3 separate regions of the Homo sapiens genome follow, and all the other regions are linked to region 3. Evidence: chromatin loops called from intact Hi-C (ENCODE). Cell type or tissue: dorsolateral prefrontal cortex. All regions are shown on one strand.

Region 1 (8,000 bases), 270 kb after region 3:
GGGGAGATTTTAAATTTTCCTGTTATGATCTTACTGAAGCTCTCAGTTCTAAAATAAAAGTAGGCTGGGGGCAGTGGCTCAGGCCTGTAATCCTAGCAGGATTTTTTTGGGGTGGGGAGGCTGAGGCAAGAGGATCACTTGAGCCCAGGAGTTCAAGACCAGCCTGGGCAATATGGTAAGCCCGTCCTCTACGGAAAATTTAAAAATTAGCCCGGCGTGGTGGTGTGCACCTGTACAGTCCCAGCTACTCAAGAGGCTGAGGTGGAAGGATTACTTGAGCCCAGGAGGTTGAGGTTGCAGTGAGCTATGATCATGCCACTGCACTCCAGCCTGGGCAACAGAGGGAGATCCTGTCTCAAAAATAAAATAAGAGTATTGGGCATATCAATTTTTAAGAAAACGAGATATGATGTCAAAATTATTTATTTTAAAATGATCAGAGCATACTAAAAACATGTATGGATTTAGAGATGATTTTGGTCAATCCTCCTTATTTTACAAAAACAGGAAAAGTGATTTGCCCAGGGTCACAAAAGTATGTGGTAATAGATGATATTAGTCAGTACTCAGCTCTCTGGAATGAGAATTTGTCCCTATTCCCTTTAAACCAAGCTTGTCCAACCTGTGACCCTCAGGCCACATGCAGCCCAGAACAGCTTTGAATGCGCCTCAACACAATTCACGAGCTTAAAACATTATAGGATTTATTTTGATTTTTTTTTAGCTCATCGTGTGGCCCAAGACAATTCCTCTTCCAATGTGTCCCAGGGAAGTCAAAAGACTGGACACCCCTGCTAAACCATTCTGCTGCTCATTTTATCACTGGCACTAGGAATGGAGGTTTTATTATGCAAAGGAATTTCCGATACATGCCTTTGAAGTTGGATTTAATTAATTCAAGACACATAATTATATAAAGTGAGCATCTGCAGTACCCGTAGTATTCATCCTGAAAATAGTTTCCAAAACTCAATGCATTCAGAACTTCAAAAAAATTAATGTAGCAAAATCTGCATTAACTCTAAAATTCAGCTTTAATGCAGGTATCAAAAACTTCAAAAAAACAAATTCCCTATGTGGAATCAAAAAGATCTTTCAGGTTCATTCGATGATTTTTTACTTTGCTTTGTTTCTGTTTCCATTTAGCCCTATTTTAATGCTTATTTTACTAAACTCAAACATAGGGAGTACTTTATTTTCTAACATGTTTGTCTCCGTATGTTTTTTTCAATAATTTAACGTCCATTTCTAACTTGCCTATCAGTCCCAGGTCTTTTTAGATCTTTCTCAATTATGGTTGTTATTTTCATAATATCTAAATCATATCATATGTAATTGTTCTATTAAAATGTATTCTGTCTTTACATTTCAATGAGCTAAACATGCTTTATCTTGAGTGATAAATGTTTTTTCCCCTAAATAATACCAACATAAGCCTATACTTGATACAGCCAGTTAAAGTTAGAACAAAAACTTTAGAGAAAATTTCTGGTCAATTAGTGTGTCACTGAGTTAATGAATCATTTAATTACCACTTGCTTGGGTTATTTGTCCCCTCACTTTATCAATAAAGAACACAGTATGACATAAGAAACTTCCAAGTTTGAACTAAGTCACAGCCAGGACCTCTGATTTCTAATGTACCTGAAACTAACATACTCTACAGAAAAGATGAGGGGTCTCATAACCTCTGCATATTCAATGCTTTCATATTCAATTGTTTGTTTTTAAAGAAATTAGTTTATTAGAGACAGAGAGAGAACGAATCTTTCCCTTGATAATCTCCACTAAACTTTATAAATATGCTTAGAATGGAAATGAATGAGAAGAAACAGAGGATGAAGGAGACATCAGAAATTTTCAGCCCTGTGTTTTACCTCTGGAGAATTCTTATTGTCATGAAGAACATGAACATGGGGGGTGGGGGGCAGTACAGGAAAGGAACAACTGCAAGCTGCCATGCTGAGTTTAACAACAATCATCAAAAGGGGCTTTGGGAGCTCACCAGCTGCAAAGTTTTTGTATTAGGCTGTGATTCCATTGGGAGGATGGGAGCCCCTAAATAATGATGTCAAAGGGGTTTTTACATGCCCAGGAAGCTATTTCAAGCAAACAAAAATCTACATTTATTCCTAATGGAGGTTAAGGCCTTTGGGGATTAGAGATAGAGAGTGTAGATGGCTATTATCTAAATAAACTTACTGTTCCTAGCACAACAAAGGAATATATTCCTAAAAAGAAATATAGGATATTATTTTCACCGTAAAACTGCAAAGAAATGAACACTTTTTCCAAGAACAAACAAAAATGTCAGAAGTTTCATTTTGAAAGTTATACGGCAAAGTGAATTTGAGAATTAAAAGGGAATTAGAGGATAATTTCAAGAGGAATTTCATTAACGGAGATTTCTGCATCATATTTTCATGCTTTTTTTATTATAGAGTGTAATTCTTAATGACTGCTTCAACAAAATTTGGGGAAAGTAAAATTACATTGCCATTGCTGCTAAGTTGTAACTGACCTTCTCTCTTGTACTTGTATTCTACCCAGTACAGCCCAGTAAATGCAGCATGTTCACGTTCACTTGTCCAAAGCAAAATGACTTCTTTCCCAAGACACAATGAAGAGATTAAAGGGAGATATCTTCAATGAACAGACCAAAATGTCACCTAACAACATGCTTAGTAAATAGGTACCTTTGCAAATGAAACTCTTAGTATCACATTGGGAATTACCATAGAAAACCACATTAAACTTATTGTAAACTGACTTTATCCATAAACACAAAAAAAATCAAAAGGGATAAATGTAAGACAGTTCACTTAAGACATAGTATAGGTTTCTTGCAAACATGGCTAAAAATTACTTAACACCATAATGAATAACAAGGATCGGTAAGAGTCAGTAATGAAACGATGTCTGAAGCAAGCACTGAAATATACCTAGGCATAGCACATGCAAAAAATGTGATGCTATGCTTTTTCAACCATAATGACCTGTAAATTGTTTTATACTAAGGCCCAACGGTTCTAGCAATGCTGTATAATCTCACATCTTTCCCCTGTCAAATGAAGAAAAAATTAAAAGATACACAAACATAAATATATCTTTTAAAACATATAGCATGCCTGGGTATTGTTTATATGATTCAGTGGAAATCAACATGGTTTGCTGGTGTGTCTGGTTTTTTGTGTTTTAATATTTATATTGCATAGCTATCCAAAATTGTTCAGAGTTTTGAAAGAACCAAGTTGTAAAAAATTGTGGATAGGCAGGAATTCTGACAAGCTTTCTAAACATGACCCTTTATTTCAACATGAAGATAAAGAGGCAAAGCTATACTGATTGAACAGAAAACAAGAATGGGACTTAAAAAAAAAAACAAGAGTTGGATAGACAGTGTTCTTCCTTCTAGTTGATAGGAAGGCCACACAGTGTAAAACTATACTCACAACTTTGGTGTTCACATGCACAATCTTCACCACTTAGAAAGAAGCAGCTTTATTAGTGCTTATAAAAATTCATTAGTCCCTATAAAACCAGAACCAATTCAGCAGATAAGTAAATAAAACAATATAAAGAAAATAAATTCACAAACTTTAATGTAGAATTTCAGAAAATGTTAAAGTTCACTGAGAAATACTATTTAGTGTGATTAAGATAATAAAAATAAATCAATAATGCAAACACAGTATTAATAACTTGAAGTTTTCAAATTTGAGAGGTTTTGTTCTCATGAGAATATTCTCTCAAAAGTAGTTTAGTTATATGAATAAGATTTCTGGATAATAATTGATCTGCATAGGCTATTAAAAATTGCCTGTTTATACAGGTCTGACTTTCAAAGCCCCAATCTTGAGTACGTGTCAAGGTTAGCCTTACCATACGAATCAGAGTGACATCTAGTGGCAACTCCATTGAAGTACTACTTGGTACTTCATCTGTTGTAAATACAAATGAACAGTACCTAGCATATGGCAGGCCCTCACACACTGTTGCATGAATACTTTAATATTTTAAGCTAATATTATAATTTCCTCAGTTCTACTGAACTTCCTCCTTCCTTTTCCTTACCACTTCTAGTCCTTCATTCTCTCCCTATTTTCTCAGTTGAAAAGTTCCCTTCTACTTGTCTCATTCTATGGAATCCCTGATCATTCTATATTTTTCTAATCCACTTTTTCTTTCATTATACACATCTTATCAGTCTCCATCCTAGGTATATGATATAATCCATTTTATGTGGAACTCTTCTGAGTACTGCTATACTAAATCACGAAACTAAACCAAATAAATCTATCATAATTCATGCAAACCTGGGAAATTATTTCATTCATCTCTAGTTGACTTGATCATGATTGTTTTCTAAAGGAATCATGCCACATCTTCTTTATCCCTCTTCAAACCCCTCTCCCCCAACCCCATCTTTCTCATTTTATAATATCCCTACTTCCTAGAAAGCAGGGAAACCATTAAACGTGAATAACTTCAACTTCCCAGCTCTCTACTTCAAACATTCAGAATACCCCCTTTACTTATAACAAAGGAAGTCATATACATTCTAGTTTTCAAGAACTAACCCCTCTTTCTTGTGTCCCATCTTTACTGTCATCTAAGATTTGATTATGTCAAATGATGAATCTCTCTCTTGGATCTTTCTGAATTTCCCTCTGTATTTTGACTCCATTCCTTCAACCTATGAATATGCTCAAAACATCCCATCCAAAAATCATCTTTCTTTGGCTTGCTGTAATCTATTTTCTTTCCTTTTATCAAAAAATAACTCAGAAGAAAAATCTATGATTACTGTCTCCATTTCTTCAGTATCCATTCACTCTTCAACTCCTGCCAATTTGCTATTTACCATCACTACTACTGATCTCCACAAAGTCACCAATGAGGTTATCAGTGGCCTCTTTACAGGCCTTGTTGTCCTTGAATCCTGAAATAATGCTGTAATAATTGCTCTTGCTTGGCATCTAAAGTGAAGTGATCTTTTTATTCTCTTCCAATCTCCCTCATAACTCCTTCTCTGCTTTCTTCTCCTTCTCATATAGGCTAAATGCAATATGGCCTCATATATACTTGAGCAAATAAAGAGGCGAAGTCATGCTTTTATAAAGAAAGTGCTTCAGTTTCTAAATAGAAATTGATTTGCCTATGAATTTAGCTCAAAATTATGTACTGCTTAATACCCTCCTTTCCTTCAAAGTAATGCTTTAACCCTACTTGGTTAAATTTGCCCCAATTATTTCAAATCATAATTCACTGTCCCTAATAAACCAAATTTTATCTTGCATTAACATACATTTTGTATCATCTTTAGATGTGTCCTAAGGTTTTAAAAATTCTCTATTATGTTAACTTGCAACTACTGTATGCCTCCTTCTCCCACCTTCTCTCCCCTCTCACATGCATGCACGTATACACACACACACACACACACACACACGCACGCACGCACACACGGTATTTTACAAGGACAGCAAGCTCAATGCCTTTGTCCTCCACTTCTGGGCATTTCTTCAAAATGTTTTAAATCTGAATATACTACTCTTTACCGGTAAGTTATTAGTAAATGCTTGTTGATTAAGGCTAATCTTTTTTTTTTTTTTTTGAGACAGAGTCTCCCTTTGTCGCCCAGGCTGGAGTGCAGTGGCACAATCTCAGTTCACTGCAAACTCTGCCTCCTGGGTTCAAGTGATTCTCCTGCTTCAGCTTCTCGAGTAGCTGGGACTACAGGTGCCTGCCATCACACCTGGCTAATTTTGGTATTTTTAGTAGAGACGGAGTTTCACTGTGTTGGCCAGGCTGACCTCAAACTCCTGACCTCCGGTGATCTGCCCGCCTCGGCCTCCCAAAGTGCTGGGATTACAGGTATGAGCCACCACACCTAGCCAATTAAGGCCAATACTTCAATAACTGTTCATTAAAAAGAAATAATGTTTTTTAAAAGAAAAAAAACTGACTTTTGTTTTAGCTGTTGGTACTGATACTATCAGTCTATAAACACTACAAACACACAGAAAGTGAGATAATGCTTTGGAAAAAGATTAATTTTCTAATTCTGAGCTAACTGGCCCAATTTTACTTGTGAAAACTGCTCTATAATTTGTCACAACTCTAATTTACACCAAACTCAACATAATTTTCTTAAATGCTTCTCAAAAAAAAAAAGACTCTGAAAGAGAAGGACTTCTGGAAAATTAGCAGCAAAGAATCATGAAGAACAATATTTGAAGCCTCTATACAACTTTTATAAAACATTTGCCACAAGGCAAGTTTTGGTGTGTGCAAAAATCCATTTGTAGACCAGCTGTGACAGACTCTTTAAAGCATATCCAAGGCAATGATAAATGAAGCAGACATTCATGCCAAACGCTTGGATTTAGATTTACGTATCAAGAAAGCTTTAATAAGTAATCCTACAAGGAATACAGTTGTATCTACATTTTGTGTAAGTAATAGTTGCTCATTTCTTTTTAGGGGAGGGGGGAATGCTATATTCATCTTTTAAAATAAATTCTTCATTTTTGTTTTGTTATTTTTTCTCCTTAGTCTAGTGAAGAGAGAGTCAGACAGGATATTCTGCTATGAGGCCCTGGCAAATCTAGTCCATTGTTGTGGGGAGAGGGGCACTTTGATCTGGAAGATACACAGGGACTCAGATTTAGAAATGCAGCCTGGAAAAAGCATTCTAGTGCTGAATGGACCTTTGTCTACAGGAACAGTTCCTGAGACATGCATGGAAGAGCTGAAACAGGACCCAGCCCACAGGGGAAGAGAGCTTGCAGGGAAGGTGGGGAGGGGGACAGAAAAGTAGGCTGTAGCTATTCCAGGTGAGTTCTTCGGTATCAAGAGAGTTTAGGGAGGTTGGATTATCCTCCAGGAACTTCAGCACTGGAGCCTACAACTATCTAGGACCATTTTAATTAGCTAATCTGCTATTCACATTTATACCCCACTCAACCAAAACTCTACTAGCTTCAGGGAAAGGTGGAGGACACTACAGAATTGGTACTCTGATTGGCTAGCCAATCACAGCCAGCTGTTGAGCTGGGTTAATGCTGTATACAGGGTCCAAAACAGTGCAGGTTGGGCGACCTCTGTTTTATTATTTAAGAGATAACTGAAAGTTTCTTTGCTTTTGATACAAAACCAAAAATCATTAAATGAGAGAACATTTTTAACTAAGAAAAAAATTTTTAAACTGAAAAGTACAAAAAATACACTTATCCAAAATCAGGCATATATGCATCTGAAAGGTATATCTACTAAAGTGATATGACATAACAATTTTAAATAGTCCTGAAATGTTGAATTAATTATAGTAACCATGAGCACTGCTTTCCGAACAGCTTTGATTCTGAAATGAACATTCTTTGTATTTGATGACACTAATTCAGCCTTTTTGTGGTCGATGCTATAAATGTTACGGAAATTATGTACTGCCCATGTTCATTACCTAAATTTCACATAATAATAGGTTTGTTAAATTAATTTTTCCCTAAAATAGATAAAACAATTACTCCTTATTAAGCATTAATCACTTGCCAAATTTAATTTTCTAAAACAACCTCATTTCAATTACACACAAGTCTTAGATTTGGTATTTTCAACTTTTCATTTTATTTTTTCAAATTCAAATAGACTTTAGATTTTAAAATAACAGAAACACTTTGCAGGTAGTCCCTTGGTTTATAAGTGGTGTGAAATTCACTGTAGCTTCTGGGAACTCTGAATGCTTTGCTCCAGAGAACAATTATATAAATAGTTAACTCTGAGGATGCTGTCATAAAGGTCTATTAACAGTACTAGTTAGTTTAACAGTACTAGTTAGTACCATTAAATCAGCTCTAATTCTAGGCTCTTGGGATGAAAGTGTGGGGGGAAAGGAAGTTAAAGTTTTCATCCCTTTTCCCAGGCACAGACTTCGTCCCAAGCAGACATCTGAAGTGGGCAAATGGAATTTTGGCATAGTTTCTACCCCCTTTCCCAAT
Region 2 (8,000 bases), 230 kb after region 3:
CATGAACTTGTCATTTTTACATTAAGTACAGTTTTCACTTCATCTTAGCCAAAAGTCCGAGAAGCAATATTATGAAGTATAGTTTTCATATCGGCTTCCTAAAGAAAGCTGGGGTCCATGTTTTGCTTTGAAGCTGATGAGATGATGAGAAAAATACCTATGCATTGAATACCAACCACAAGATGTTAGAATGGCAACTTCTCTAAGATCTCAGTATGGTTGGTTTGTTAGTACTTTTATCTGCTTTACAATTTTCTTTTGTTTTCCAGAAAACTGCATAATTATCATCTACCCTTAAGTATTCTGGTATTTGTTTCATGATATTCGGTAAATTGACTAATCAAATCCTTGTTCCACTTGTTTTTAGGAAACATTACATTTTTAACCAAAGTGATGCTTTTAAATTATTCTCTTAAACACAATAACATCTTAATAGAGTTACAGTACCCAGTTTTACTCTAAGAGAAAAGCAAGGTGAGTAAGGAAGGCACAGGGGCATTGGGTGGAGACACAGAGAACAAAGCATCCACACGGACTAGCCAACAGAAAGCATCCTGGCAATTTAATGAAGAATAAACGGTGACTTTAGTTTACATAGCAGTAGGTATGTTGTGGAGAATTACTCAATCTGTACGCAGCCTCCTGCTGGGTTAAGTGTGAGCTAAGTTATTATTTTGCTTACATCTGCACCCTTGTAGGCTGTGAAAGCAGAGCTTTCTTTTTAAAAATCTGTTTACTGCATTAGAGCAGAGTTTCCAGTTCCACACACCGGATTTAACACAAAGTCATTCTTGCACCATTTTCAAAAAGTAGTCATAGAATTTTAAACTATTATAAATATAGACCAATTTAAAAATATAATTTCATCAGAAACTTTAAAACTTCCTTATTGTAAATATTTCCCATTTTACCACCTTATATTATCTAAATATAATATCATACATGGCATATACACTGCAGTAAATAACCTTAATGAATACCAAATATGGAAGCAGTGAGTCCATAACGCAAGAAACTACCACAGAGGTGGGCAATAACCATTAATTCAATGACTAAATAAACCTACCACCATTTGAAATAAAGACTATACTCCTGTCAGAAAAGCTCTCTCAAACAGAGAAGTCTCTCTATAACACAACCTCGTATGGTTCAATCCACTTTTCTGTTAGAACATGCCTGATGGATATGACAAATAACAATAATGGTGCCTCACTACAGCACTAACTGGGAGTTTGCAGAGAAGGCAGGCTGTAGTGCTTGCTCATCAGGAGGTGGTCTGTGCCATCTGAAAAAACTCTCAGGTGGTTCAACCCACCCATCCCACTCCTATACTAACATCAATGCTCTACAGAATAAAAACTAATAGGACTTTATCTTAGACTCTTACCAAGGAGTTTTTCCTCTAAGAAAAGTCTAGTAGTATGGACCCTAAAATGGCACTGCATCAAACCGAGAGCTCCACTATTCTGAGGATGAATCCATGCCCTTCATAACTCCTCTCTTCCCTCCTTTGTTCTCCTTAGACAATGTACTGATTGAGTCTTGTACCACAGCATGTTAAGTGGTGAAAGGAAGAAGAGGTAAGAGCAAGGAAGAAAAGGAAACATGAATGTCCTCAGCCAGGCACTGTGCTCAGGCTTCACTTACAGAGCCCTCTTCACAGCAACACTGAGACTGGTGCTGCAGTATTCTCACTTTTCACAGAGAGCCATGCTGAGGCTCTGAGACACTGGGACAAGCTAGTAAAGGACAGAGTTAAGATTCAAAGAGTGGTTGGGAGCGCACACTCTCAAGCTGGACTGCCTGGGTTCAAATGCCAGTTCTGTCACTCACTAGCTGTGTGAGAGACAGTGAATGCTGTTTAATCTCTCTGGGTCTCAGCTTCCTCTTCTGGAAAATGGGGACAATAATAATGGAGAAATAAATTAAAGTTTGTAAAGCATGTAGAACAACATCTAGCTCACTGCAAGCATTATGTAAGCATTTGTTAACTGAATAAAACATCTCAGAGTAAGGCTAAGGAAACCAATCAAAGGAGATTTAGTGAGTACCTAATATGTACAATATGTTAGACTACACAAAAGTAACTAGAGTGTTTAAAATAAAATGGAATTTCTTTAATTTGTCTAGACTATCACTATTGCACATTAGCTGAGCAAAGGAGGTATTGATTTTTTGTGGATAAAATTTCTATTTTTGTTATTCACTTTGCTTATGTCCTGTCTTCATCCCTCATTACTAAGAATAATGAACTGAGTGTCGCTTATGTTTAACTCATTGAAATCTCTAGTGAAAGACTGACAATACCAACTGTCACAGAAATCATCTTTCTTAATTCAATAACAACTAACTATAGGGCAAAAAAATCAAAAGCCTTCCACTGAATTTACTACTAAACATTGCAATGTTTCTTTCAAATTATAAGAAAGTTACTCCATACAAAAAGAAAAAAGGACACAACTCATTATTCTGGGTTTTTTTAATTTTAGATTCAGAAGGTACATGTGCAGGTTTGTTACATGGATATACAGCATGATGCTGAACACCTCATTATTTTGACATCAGGCCTTCCCCACTCTTCCTTTCTTATTACAAAAATTAATCATCATCTAATCCCCAATATTCTGAATTCAAAGAAGTGTTAAGTCACACATCAATATCAGGTCTTTACCTCTACTTTAAAAACGTATGCTTTTATAAGTGCACAGGAATAAGTGTATTTCAACTTCTAGTATATTTATACATAGCCACTGCATATACAGCAAAGTAAATTACTCTTGATTCATATTATATTTGAAAGATGTGATTATGCTTAAGTTTTTAAAACTGAAGGGAATCTATGCTTCCATTTTAATGAATACTGCTCTATATTAAAAAGTGTGGCTTCAAATAATTTTGAATACTAGAATATCTGCTATCAAAGACACAAAAACTAAAACGCACCCGCCAAGTAAAATCATCTTAACTTTTCCAGGTAATTTTCTTATACTCTCTATGAACCCATCTAATTTGACAATTTATGGCCAGTCATGTTAACATTTTCTTAGACTAGAACTGAACATGTTTAAATGATATCGTCGAATTGAAGGGCACAAACATTTTAAAAGAACACAACAAATCAAAGAAATGCAACCACAAATCAAACACTATTCAATTACTCAAATAAATAATTTTGAGTACTCCCCAAAGAAAGCTTATAGATAATATAAATAGAAAAGCTGCTTCTCAATGTTAAAAATGAATTTACTTACCTTGGCCCTCTGAGGGCAGTATTACCTAACACATAGAAATTTCAGAAAACAATCTTTACCTATCATACTAATAAAAACAAATTTCTTAAAATGAAATGGGCATATTTGCTCATTATACGTACATATTTCTTTCCTCATCATTATCTGTACCTCAGTAAGCATAATAATGCTGTTTTCAAATGTTTCCAGTGACTTTGAAAGGAAAGATTTTCTTAAAACCAAGGCATCAGGAAGGAAAATGCATGGAATCATCAGTATCACTGAAGTCATCCAAAATACAATAAAATAAAAAAGTATATAAGAATTTTACATTGCATAAATAATCTAAGTTCCTGTTTTGCTCTCTGTAGAATAATTTGTTTTTAAAAACTGCAGGACATCTAAATATACAATCTTTCAGTAAAGACAAAGTAATTTGAGGAGGATAACAATTCAGTTCCAAAGTGTCTTCTTAAAAGCAGCCAATACCAATACACTCGTTTGTTACAAATCACTCATTTATTAATGAAATATAATGCAAATGACAAATTGGCAATGTGGAGTTGAAGCACTCACTGAGTTTTCATAACTGATTCTTACACTAAGAATCTTTACATAGCATAAGGATTATCCATTCTAGAATCTAAGTCAATCAATGTACACTGGGTGTTTTATTCCTTTTGCTATTTCACAGAAAGGAAAAGTTTTCTAGCATTCACTTATCAAAGTTTTTTTTTTATATACAAAACACTGAGTAACTTACCCTATATAATCCAGTGGTATGATAGACCTTTACTTTAAGAATATAAAAAGTGCTAATCTTTATGTCAGAGTTTTACATACAAGTTAATTAGTAACTATCCAACTTTCCAGGTCCCACCACTTCTCCCATATAGAAAAAAAAAAACAAAACCTAGCATTAAAAGAAAAAAAAAAAGAGCTTCTATTGAAGGAAGATAAAAATTATTACAAGCAGGTAAACAGCAAATTTACTTTGACACAGCAAGATCTCACGTGGATGACACTGATTGCCATTTAGTAAAAATGTGTTTTATTTAGGTTTTGTATTTACTTTTTCAAAAAAGTCCTTGCTTCTATAATTCAAAGTATAGTAGTTCTCCACTCAGGAACTATGCCATTATTTAGCATAACTTTGAATAAATTAGATTTTTAAAATTTGAACTACTAAACAGTCTTATTCTTTTTAAAGTATATAATATCATGGATATTTTAAGATCATAAAAATTTAAATTCTATTTAAAATCCTTCTTTACTAAATCAAAAGGTAAAAGGAACTAGCTTAACAGTTGAACATACTACAAATTCAGGGAAGGGAATGAAGGTCATTTTATAAAATTCTTTTCTATAATAAATATATATACTTACGTTTAAATATCTCTTCAAAAAGATGCCAGGAAACAACAACTGCTGTTCTATGCGTTCTTCCTTAGAAGTATAAAATTATGAACTTTGATGCTGTGTTCCAGTCTCAAGCAAATAAGTGACTTGCTTGGCCAAAAAAATAGACAAACTTCACGATTTATGCTTTTCCTGCCTTTGTATCTTAATCATCTTCTGTTCTAAAAAGTGCTACCACGTTTACCCACATCTTTAATCAGATTTTTTTGAACTAAAACACATTAAAAAATTTAAGCCAAAACATTTAGCAAGATGCCTTAAACAATATGTCAGACAGTGAAATACTCTGTTTTCAACATACTGGCCAATATTTTTAAAAATTGCTATTCATGCAGTATTTTGATGAGGCACAATTCAAATATACATTAAAGCTAGAAGTTTCTGAAGTTTTCTGAATTATCCTGAAAATATACCAAGTACGGTTTCATTTATTTGTGAAAATGTCCTTACAGTTTCATCCTCATTTGTGATATATTTCATAGGCTATGGATATTTCCACTTCTTTGGTACTGTAAGTTGTTTTTTATAAAAAACAACAAAAATTATTTGTTTATAAATTTAGACTGTAACACTTAACTATCTGTCTAGAAATACTGGCATCCATCACCATGTGCCATTAAACATTAAAATATCCTTATATGAAGCTACTAGCACTCCATTCAAAAGTGAGCGTTATTTTTCTAGTGTAACCAATTTATTCTTTTAAACCAAAATAGAAGTTCTTAGTCACTATACCCCGTCCTATGAAAGACTCTTAAATACTAAATTAGGTGGCTCTCCCAGGTACAACAACCCTTGACTCATCATCCAAAATTATTCAGTAATATTTACTAGCGTGGAATGCCGGATGAAAACAATTTGAAAAGAAAAATGTAAAGAACCACCACCTACATCTGTATGGGAATTAATCATACTTTTAGGTTTACTGACTTCCTCATGTCGACCAAAGCCATATCCTCTTTACTTCTCTAAGAAAACACTTCTGCTTATCTCAGCACTTTCATCCCTATGTGAGCTTAATTAGTTTCTTCATCTGCAAAATAAAGAGTTGTGACAATCAAATAATGCTTTAAACCTCCATGAGGAGAAGAAATATTATTTTTAGCTAGGTGTTCCAAAGTCTCATTTTAAAGATAATAACCCAAATACAGCTTAAGTACTGGCCGTAGCAGAGAAAAGTTCAGCTCCAAAATAAACTGAGGTTACTTTTTTAAGTATGAAAAATAATTTTGTAGAACAAAATGTGAAATCAGCTGGCCAGGCACAGTGGCTCACGCCTGTAATCCCAGCACTTTGGGAGGCCAAGGCGGGTGGTTCACAAGGTCAGGAGTTACAGACAAGCCTGGCCAACAAAGTGAAACCCCGTCTCTACTAAAAATACAAAAATTAGCCAGGTGTGGTGGCACGTGCCTGTAGTCCCAGCTACTCGGGAGGCTGAGGCAGGAGAATCGCTTGAAACCCTTGAACCCAGGAGGTGGAGGTTGCAGGGAGCTCAGACCATGCCATTGCACTCCAGCCTGGGTGACGGAGTGAGACTCCATCTCAAAAACAAACAAACAAAAGAACAAAATTTGAAATCATCATCACTAAATAACCACTAATACCATACATCCGAAATACTTTTATCCAACTGTTTTCTTTATATTTTCTTTAAATAATTTATTTCCCTCCACATTTATAAAACAATCATATATCCCTAAATAAACATAAGGTTCCAAGAAACAACCTTCTATCTGTGACCATTCTCTCAAACAGCCTCTACAGCTTGGTATTCTTATTCTATGATAGTCAGAGCATTATATAAATACTCCAATTGTAATAGCTACAGAGCTCTAGACTTGCACATAACACCTAATAAAAATACTAACAGCTACTACTGAATTCATTCAAGACATTCTAAATATATTATCTCATTTTGTTTTCACAAGATCCTTGAATAGCAAGTATTGTTTCCTTCTTTCAAAAGATGAAGAAATTCACATTTAAATAGTTTAAGTGACTATGAGTAAATTCACTCATCTAAGTTAAGTGATATTTAAATCTGGTCTTTGTAACTTCAAAGACATTCTGCCTTTAATATTTCAATCACCTTAATATGTATACTTGCCTGTACTACTAAGATTTAGCAAATGGCTCTGAAAGAATCAGAAGTAACATATCATTAATAAAGCATAGACCTGCAAGTTTGCTTGTGTATAAAAGTTGGTATAAGCTTGCTTTTCCCAGTCACTCATTAATATCCTGACCACTGACAAACCATACCCTCTCACTTTAATAACAAACACCTTCTACTTAAAAAATGGCATACTGCTCGCCTCCAAACTTGGTAGGGATATTAGGATTGACTATGAAACTGTAAATACATGGACATAATCCTACACACAAATATGGATATATTCACGGCCACCTATATAAAAGAAATAAATACATGAGACAAAGGAAAAGTCAAGGTGGCTGATGATTTTCTATGCCTTTTCAGCAAACACGGATTAGAGTCACTTGAGTAAAAACTGACGGTGAGAGAGAAAGTTTTTTCTAGATAGACCTGACCTCTATTTCTTTATGAAAAGCAGAAAATAACAGATAACCTTCCTTTAATTCTTTCAGAAAGACATTACTCTGGACACGAAGCTCTGTCAGTACGTTGGCCTTTCAACCATGCTTTGGGCAATTTCTGCTTGATAATTATGCAACAAAACCTTAAATGTTTTAGGAAGGCATGAGTTCCAAAAGTCAACATAAGCACTTTTTAATTCTCCACACATATTTTTTTTTGAAATGTTAAGTCCACATTGGGCGGAAAAAAGAAAAAAGGAGAAAAGTCAGAGCTTCTCTTTTTTGTTTTCTAGTTATTCCATTCATATTGATTGGTTCTGAAATGTTACAAAAATTTTTGGTGTTCTAGAAAATAAGTAATATGGAAAATTTTTACCTAAGGTCACTGTTTCTTCTCAATTATTTAAGGTGAAAGTAATAAACCAGACATTTAAGTAAACATGCTCACTTCCATCTAAATATAAATGTTATCACAGCATTTGAAAACATTCCAGATATATCAAATCTCTAACACCTAATGTCAAGAATGTATCAGAAGGAAATATACAACCAACTCATTAATGCTTGATAAAAATGCACGCTTGTCATTTATAGAATCCATGACAACCATGAGAAAAAGAGTATGTACTGATCAAAAAGGCCAGGTTACTATATAACTTTGTTTCACAACTAACGACATTTAAGTTCAAAGTATTATGGAATTACTTACAAAATAAACTGGGTACTCTCTACCTCACCCCTAGTGGTAGGCTATGAAACAAATCGATTCAGTTTAAAATAGTTTATGTGCCGACT
Region 3 (8,000 bases):
AAATACTGTATGAATATACTGTAAATTGGAGAACTGAAACACTGTGAGGCTGGCAACACATGGGCAGTATTTCAACTGTGGTCAGGTTCTCAGGCCATTCTTATTTTGGGAGGCTGGAGGCGGGAGAAGCAGTGAGACCTCACAACTAGAACAGATCTGGTGAGTTTCTTCTCATAGGAAGGCTCTTTGGACATTTCAGCTGCCTTTTAGGGCAAACAGATCTTGTTTTGTTGATGTTTCAGGGTCATGGCACATGCAGTGCAGTGTCTTTAGCTGCTGATATAGTTAGGTCTGCCTCCTCTCTGGGGTAGATAACAAAGCCTGAGGCTCCAGGTGTGTCATACATTGTGCTTAATGGAAGATAAAATGGCTAGTTGATTCAGTCAAAGAACCTGTCCATTTATCTGACTAAATCATCAAACCAGTTTGAATTAAGTCATCAGCTTGAGTCCCTGAGAGTAGCTGGTCAGTACCTGGTGGGCATTTTTGTTTGTTTGTCTGTTTCTAAGTCCAGGGCTGGAGAAAGAGGTCAGTACCTGGTCTGTGCTGCACACCATGGGGGCAGAGTGCCCTTCCTCCTTTCTCACAGGCAATGACCCCAAAAACGGAAGCAAGTAAGAAATGCAGCATCCAGGTTAAAAATGAATTCACTTATGGTCAGCTGTGTCCAGGCTGAAAATGAGTCACCTATGGTCAACTGTGGGAAATAGGAAGCTGTCATGCCTACTGCAGCTTCCCTCAAAGGTACTTCGAGCAATGAAAATACATTCTAATTTATTTGCTGTGGAACAATGCAAAGGCTTCCTCAAAAAAAGAAATGAAACCTGGAGAATGTGTGACTGAACTCCAGCAGGAGAACAGGACACAAGTCTAGAAATCTCAAGTGTCTTCAAACTGTTATTATTTTTATGGATTTGTGACTCCAGCAAACAACTTTTACTATCTTAAACAAGGTCATCTGAAAATCACTTGAAGATTGTTACCAAATTCCTTCATAAATATTTTCTACAAACATAAATGTCCACCAGAAATTTCAGATAAAGTACTATTTCTCCTGTGTCAATTCTTTGTATTTAAAATTTATCTCATATACCTAGGTTTTAAAACACGTTTTTAAATTTTCAGAACTCATTTCATGCTGAACATGTTAAGTGCTAGGATATTCTTACTTTGTCTTCCGAGTTTAGGATCTCTGCGGGGGTGTGGGGGGTGTGTCTGTAGAAAGCATAATTTTGATTGTTATCCACCAATTGGAAGAAATCCCTACTTTAATCTCTTTTACCTTCCAAGTGTACATGGTCCCAAATTTGTCAGTCTTAGAATTTCTTGAAACAATGCAATTAAACTGCAACATATTTCCTAACATTCTTAATTAAGACAGTGACTGAAAAATGTAGATTAACAGAAGTTACTGTTTTTATCAACATATTTTCTCTCTCTTTCCCGCCACCATCACATCCCCCTCCCCCTACCCCTTCTTGCTTTAAATGTCTGATGTCAGTTTCATCCACATGTACATTATGCACATGGCACTGAAGAAACAAAGTAAAAAATTCTCTTTTAATTCTGAGCTGCATGCCCAGCGCCACATGCACTGTCTGTTACATGTCGCTTCTTATGAGGTTCATGCTGGGAAGTTTCTTTTTAAAGGCGAAGTGTTTCTGAAGGAAAGAGTTCAGGTTGGGCAGATTGTGTTAGAAAAATCTCACTGTCTCCGAGTGGAATTAATATACTGATTATTCTGTGCAGGCTCAAACTGGCAGCGTGTGCAAAAGTTCAAGAGTGTCTGGGAATTGAAATATGGAGGAGAAAGCGGGAGAGTGAGCAGAGACAAAGAATTGGAAGTAGGGCTCAGAAGTGAAACTAAACGGTAACTTTGTAAAGAGAGGAAGGGAATTCAAGTCTGAACAACTGTCATGAAGCAGTACTTACTGAAAATATTTTTATGGAATCAGGAAGCTCCATTTTCCATGGCACTTTTTAGGAGGGGTCTTACAAATGAGTTTGGTTATTGGAGGAGAGTTGCCGGCGGGGGGGGGGGGGGGGGCCGGGGGAGTACTTCTTTGAGTTCTCAAGATCCTTGCCAGTTTCAATTAAGTCACATGAGAAGCTTAATCACTAACATAGAAATGTAAACGGGTTGCAGTATTTCTTTGGCCTATTAGCCAAGATTTTTTTTTTCCTGTTTATTAAAATTTGAGTCCTTCATGATCACTGACAAACAATGATTCATTGGTTTACAAATAAGGAATTAAAAGGTAAGAAAAGCAAATGCAATCACGCAGCACCTTTCCCATCGCGGGGAAATCAACCTTTTTACTCATTGCCTCTCAGGGGAAAGAACTTGGGACGTGAGCATGGAGTTAATGAAGCTTTCACCCATCTCCTCCTCTCAACCGTCATCCCGGTTTAATCCTCTCCTTCTGCCAAAGTCCAGAGGCCCTGCGAGCCCCCGTGGAGTCGCCTGAGCCAGATGCTCCGCACCCAGCCTCCCCAAGCCCCGGCCGGCTGCCCTCCAGGTGCGGGCTCCAGGCCCTCTCGCGCGGCTTCGGGACTCGGCCGAGCCCGGGCCTAGTATCCAGAGTCGAAGCAGCCGCCGGGAGGTCTGGGTGGGCAGGGAGGCCGAGAGGACGGTGCACCGCCCGGCAGCGCTGAGACCTGGCCGCCTAGGCCACCCTGCCCGGCGAGGGAGAGGGGTGTCTCCTGCCTGGAGCGCTCCGCGGTGGCCCGAGAGCAGGTGCTGGCGTGCGGGAGGCGCACGTGGAGCCCTGCGGTCTGTTCCACCTGCAGAGGCACAATTGCCCAGCGTGGGGTGGAAGGCAGGCTGGGAGCTCCCGGGACGCGGCGTGGCAGCGCAGGGCTCGGCTAGATGCGCTCCTCCTCGGACTGGTTGAGTAAGGGAGGAGGCTCGTCCTGAACGTGCACAGCCGCTCCTAACTCCGTCAACGGAATTTCACTCAACTCCGAGACTGAAGCATTTTATTGGCAGCATTTAGAATCGGGGAAAAATCTACCTTCTGTTTAGCAGTTGCTCTTTTCTGAAGCAGAAAATTATCTCTAGGGATGACTTAGTAATAGGGTACCCCATTGCCATGTGGGTCAGGGATTGGGGGAATGTCCGGATCCTGCCAATGCACCTCTGTAAAAGGTGGCATTCAGCCTGGGAGGAGAGGAGCTGGCAGGGCAGGCCGCCCCCAGACACGCACAGGCCCAAGCTCTGTCCTGCAGCCCCTCCCGGACACGCACAGGCCCTGAGCCCTGTCCTACAGCCCCTCTCCTGTTGTCATTTGCTATCAGGGCAGTTCTACCGCCGCCACTAAGCTTTGCTTCTCCCAACACAACCAAGAGACGGACATATAGCAGTGAATACTGTCTGGATGGTTTAGCATGTCTGGGGCGGGGGTCTTTCTATTGCCTGCAGGGGTTTCCGAGTCTACCCAGCAGGTGCTCACCAGGAGTGGGGGCTGTGACTGGGACCCATGGCCTGTGGTGTGAGGGGTGAGGGGCCACTGTGTACTGTAACCGGGAGCAGCCTGGAAGAAGGCCCCTGCTCCCCCTTCCCTCCGGCGCCTCTTACTCAGGAAATCTTAATGTGGGAAGGATGTGTATGGGGCTCCATAAGCAACACTGACCCAGTCCTGGGGAGAGACAAACCCCTCGTCCGCTCTCAGATCATCCTCAGAGATCCTCTGGGGCCTCTGAGTTGAATCCCAGGCTCTCCCCTGCTTTCGCGAGGACCCAAGGCTTATGCACACAGAGGGTTTCTGGTTGGAACACCTAAAAGTTGATTGATGACAGAGAGATGGTGCTAAACTGGCATATTGCAAAGCAATCTTGGTATTTGTTCTTTGTCACCTTCCTCAAGGCTCAAGGTGCTTTTTGGGCTAAAATGGGGCATTCTGTGAACGTGTGCTACTTTTGAAAAATAGAGGAAGGGGTGTTGGAAGCCTAGACTGGTTCTCTTGCCACTCCTCAAAAAGCAAAATTTTGCAGCCCAAATATTAAAAATTGACTCCGCGTATTCCTTCTCCCCCACAGTGGCACACAACTGGGCAGGCTCCATCTCGTCTGCTGCTGGAACCCACTAGAAACCAAATGAGCCCTCCAGCAGGCCTAATCACTCTGATCTGTCATGGACCTTCTAGCTGGAAGAGTTATGCCATCATATTATCCCAACACTCATCAGTGTGTGGAGGACCCCCTTTTACTGAATGATTTATTGCTCTTTGCAGAATTCCTTTGGCTGCAGATTTTATTTCTGAGTCACTCTGTTCAGCTCAATTGGTCGCCTTCAGTTACCGTGGCAACCAGCAGATGGGGTTCTTTGACAAGGGTCAGCGGGGAGGCTGCCTTGGTTTGGACAGAAGAGGAGCTAAATAAAAAGCTTTCAGCATTGACGGTTCCGTAGCGGACGGCCAGGAGTTGTTATCAAATTACTTGCATTAAAACCTAATTAAGATGTGTGCCAATAAGTGGGCTGTAGTGATTGAATCTGGTTACTTAGCTGCTGTGGGCCCAATCTTATGCCATCACACCTCTGTGGCTAGTTTGACTATCCCAAGAATGGTCAAATATGAAGGAAATTGAGGAAGACCTCACCACAGTGTGGAACGTGACATACTCTGGGACCACACCAGGAGGGTTTTAGTCTCTGGGAGCACCAGAAAGTCCCCATTCAAACAGAAACTTCCTGAAAACACAGCAGTGTGCCCCCCAAACCCAAGATGGCAACTGAACAGGACCTCCATGCGTCTGATAGTTCCATGTCTTCCGTTAAGACTATTGGTAATTCAGTTGCAAATAGCATTCAACAAAATAAAACTGGCTTGTAATCACTCTGGGTTAAAGAAGTCTAAATAGAGACATGCCAACTAAGTATGAAGGATCTTTTCTGGAGTGGGAAGAAAGGAACATTATTGGGCCAGTCAACAAGATTAGAATCCAATTCAGTAGGTTAGATGAAGCTATTAGATCAATATGAAATTGACTGTAGTTGGTAATATACTGTGGTTCTGTAAGAGAATGCCTTTATCCTTAGGAAATACACACTGTAGCATATAAGATAAAAGGGCAATGGTGCATGCAGCTTACTGTCAACTGGTTCTGTACACACACACACACACACACACACACACACACACAGAGAGAAAGGCAGGAGAGCGTAATCAATCAGATGGGGCAAAATTATTACAGTAGGTGAATTTGAATAAAGGGTATGTTGGTATTCTCTGTAATATTCTTGCAACTTTTTATAAGTTTGACATTATTTCCAAATAAACCCATTTTTAAGGACGGCTTTAGGGTGAGGTAGGGTACAGTGTGCGTGGCAGTGTGGGTTTTCCTGCTGGTGCTTCTGTATGGCCTTGAGCCACATGCAGCATAGATACTACTCTGCAAAGATTCTGATTTTCAACAATTTCCATTCCTCTGTCCCATTTCCTTTGCACAGTGGGGCTATCCTCACCATTAGTCTGTTCTTGCTTGAGACAAAGCTGATTAAGGTAACTCTTACTTCAGGCAGATGGTCTTCTAGGTTCTTCAAAGTCTAAGATTCATAACGTGTCAACTCCTGTTTCATGGTGTCAGGATCCTTTATTCATGCCCAGTCTTCCAAAGGTATTACAAACTCAGCCTTGGTTCGATAGCACTTGTATTTTAAGAAGGTTACAAGGTAGTGATTCAACAGATCTAATTGCCCTAAGATGAAGCTGTGCCTCCTTTTTGGTAGAAGCACTGTTTGAAGAAGTTGGTCTTTGAAGAGCCTCGGTGATATTGTCAGAGGCTTTAGGTTCCTGTCAGAGGCAGCTGTGCTGGAGCTTGAAGAGCTGAAAGTGTCCCCTTGGCCATGGGCCCATTCACTGGGGGCCAGTGTGGCACTGTGGGCTTCCCAACATGGTCTTCCAAGCTTCTGGCCTCTTTTGCATCCTTTGTGCCAACACCAGTCTGTGGATGAGATCAATGTGGCTCAGAGTGTGGTTTCCAGAGTACGGTCCTCAAACTGTTACTGGTCTGGGATGAGGCAAGAACTGAAATTGAGTCAGAAATTTTCAAAACAATCAAACACTGCTTCCTCCTTTTTATTGTACTCCACAAAACCATTAGTCTACAATAGATTGGAAATTTTAAAAGAATTAAAATCAAGTCTGGTTCTCCTCACTGAGCTCATTGGGGAATCCCTGGCCTAGGGATTTCCCTCTTCTCCCGCCCCCAGGCCTCGGAAAATGAACTGGTGTCAGCTGCTGCCCAGAAGGTTACCCAGCGTGTTCTCTCTCTCAGGGTCCTTCCCTTAAATTCTCAAGTTTGACATGGAATAGAAGAATGTCGGGCGTTTCAAAAAAGGATTTTGAGATGCTGCAAAGCTCACTGGATTTAGAGTCAAGAGATGTGGGCTCTAGCGCCAGATTTACTACAGACAGGCTGCCTGACCTTGGGCAAGTCACTTATACTTTCTTGGCTTCACCATAATGGGCTGAACTGAATGTTCTCTAAGGTGCCTCTCAGCCCTAACATAATATGATTCTTTTCATGAGAAGAGCAGGACTTGATCCCCCCATCACTTGGGGGCATCCCCAAGGAGCCCCCTGTTCTTCCTCTGCAGGCAGCCAAGGCTAATTAGGAATCTGAGAGAATGAGCCAGGAAAGGGGCAGTACAGGACATACATTCTCTTCATTGAAGGTGGTACCCCCTCCCCACTGCACGATCCTCAGGAAGAATTCCTTTATTGAAACCATTATTGAATAGGGTAGATTTAGGCACGGGAAATGTAAACAGCAAACCAGCCACTAAAAGTGCGTTAATGTCACGCCTGTAATCCCAGCACTTTGGGAAGCTGAGGTGGGCGGATCATGAGATCAAGAGATCGAGACCATCCTGGCCAACGTGGTTAAACCCCAACTCCACTGAAAATAAAAAAAATTAGCTGAGCGTGGTGGTGTGTGCCTGTAGTCCCAGCTACTCGGGAGGCTGAGGCAGGAGAATCATTTGAACCCGGGAGGCGGAGGTTGCAGTGGGCCGAGGTTGTGCCACTGCACTCCAGCCTGGCCACAGAGTGAGACTCTGTCTCAAAAAAAAAAAAAAAAAAAAAGAAAGTGCCTTAATGTTCTGAGCAAGGATAATGGGCTAGAGCGTGTTCCGGAAGCCTCAGCACACTGCTTGTTCTCACTGATAGGACCTCGTTCACGAGATGGAATTATGTAAAATGCCGCAGCAATGGTTAAGTGTTGGAACAAAGTAATACAGCTTTACATTAACATGGTTTATTCACTAGAATTAATGACCTAGAGCAGTAATTGCATTTTCAAAACTTCAGCTTGCTGACTAGGTGTATTGCTATGTAAATAGCTAGCGATATTTGAAGATAGGAACACAGTAAAATCTGTAAAGTAATAGGATTGTAGAAATATGGAGCTGGAGGAGAATGTAGTCATCTTCTAGCCCCGAGGCTGGCAAACTTTAAAAGGTCAGGTAATAAATATTGTAGGCTCCATGGCCATATGTTCTCTGTCGCAGCTACTCGGCCGTTATGGTGCAAAAGCAGCCATAGACAAAACGTGAATGAATGGGCATGGCTGGGTTTCAATGAAAGTTTATTTAGGGGCGCTGCAAGTTGAATTTCATGCAGTGTTCACATATTATACTCCTTTTGATTTTTAAAAATCATTTTAAAATGTAAAAATCACTCTCAATTGGCAGATCATACAGAAACAGGCAGTGGCCTGTAGTCTGAAGTTTGCCGACCTCACTTCTAGTTTTCTCCTCTCATTTCACATGTGAGGAAACTGAGATTCAAAGTGATCACAGGATTTACTTAAGTTCTCATGACTGACGCCAGAGTATTTTAGGAGCAGACTAGGAGAGTTTTCATGTAGACAGTTGGTTGTTTTGATGATGAAAATTGAAGCCACACAAAAATTATTCTCCAGAAGAACTCATTTCGTATGTGTGATTAATACTGTGAATTAGAATGTACCAGTGGTTCTCATGCTTAAGAATTCATCAG

What was found. Peaks named below come from ENCODE experiments on the same cell type or tissue, not always from the same donor. Only the 100,000 strongest peaks of a DNase experiment are listed, where the experiment ranks them.
Region 1: it touches region 3 in a loop (7-fold over the local background); 21 of 110 quality-filtered maps call a loop at or near these places.
Region 2: a loop joins it to region 3, with 4 times the contacts of the local background. A loop is called at or near these places in 4 of 110 quality-filtered maps.

The regions. Positions count from the first base shown.
Region 1 is chr1:243,744,983-243,752,982 of GRCh38, forward strand. The region is part of intron 2 of AKT3 (AKT serine/threonine kinase 3); the gene reads right to left. Among named protein-coding and RNA genes, the nearest start is that of AKT3-IT1, 45 kb to the right of the region's middle. In dorsolateral prefrontal cortex, CTCF peaks have their summits at 3,912 (motif pointing left) and 4,116; no DNase peak of the experiment used is centred here; H3K27ac peaks cover 329 bases.
Region 2 is chr1:243,705,135-243,713,134 of GRCh38, forward strand. The region is part of intron 2 of AKT3 (AKT serine/threonine kinase 3); the gene reads right to left. Among named protein-coding and RNA genes, the nearest start is that of AKT3-IT1, 85 kb to the right of the region's middle. In dorsolateral prefrontal cortex, CTCF peaks have their summits at 3,236 and 7,959; no DNase peak of the experiment used is centred here; H3K4me3 peaks cover 332 bases; H3K27ac peaks cover 1,039 bases.
Region 3 is chr1:243,471,893-243,479,892 of GRCh38, forward strand. All of the region lies in intron 16 of SDCCAG8 (SHH signaling and ciliogenesis regulator SDCCAG8), which reads left to right. Among named protein-coding and RNA genes, the nearest start is that of MIR4677, 130 kb to the left of the region's middle. RefSeq lists silencers at 3,921-4,094, 4,115-4,409. In dorsolateral prefrontal cortex, a CTCF peak has its summit at 4,321; a DNase peak (open chromatin) is centred at 4,329; H3K4me3 peaks cover 2,567 bases; H3K27ac peaks cover 3,097 bases.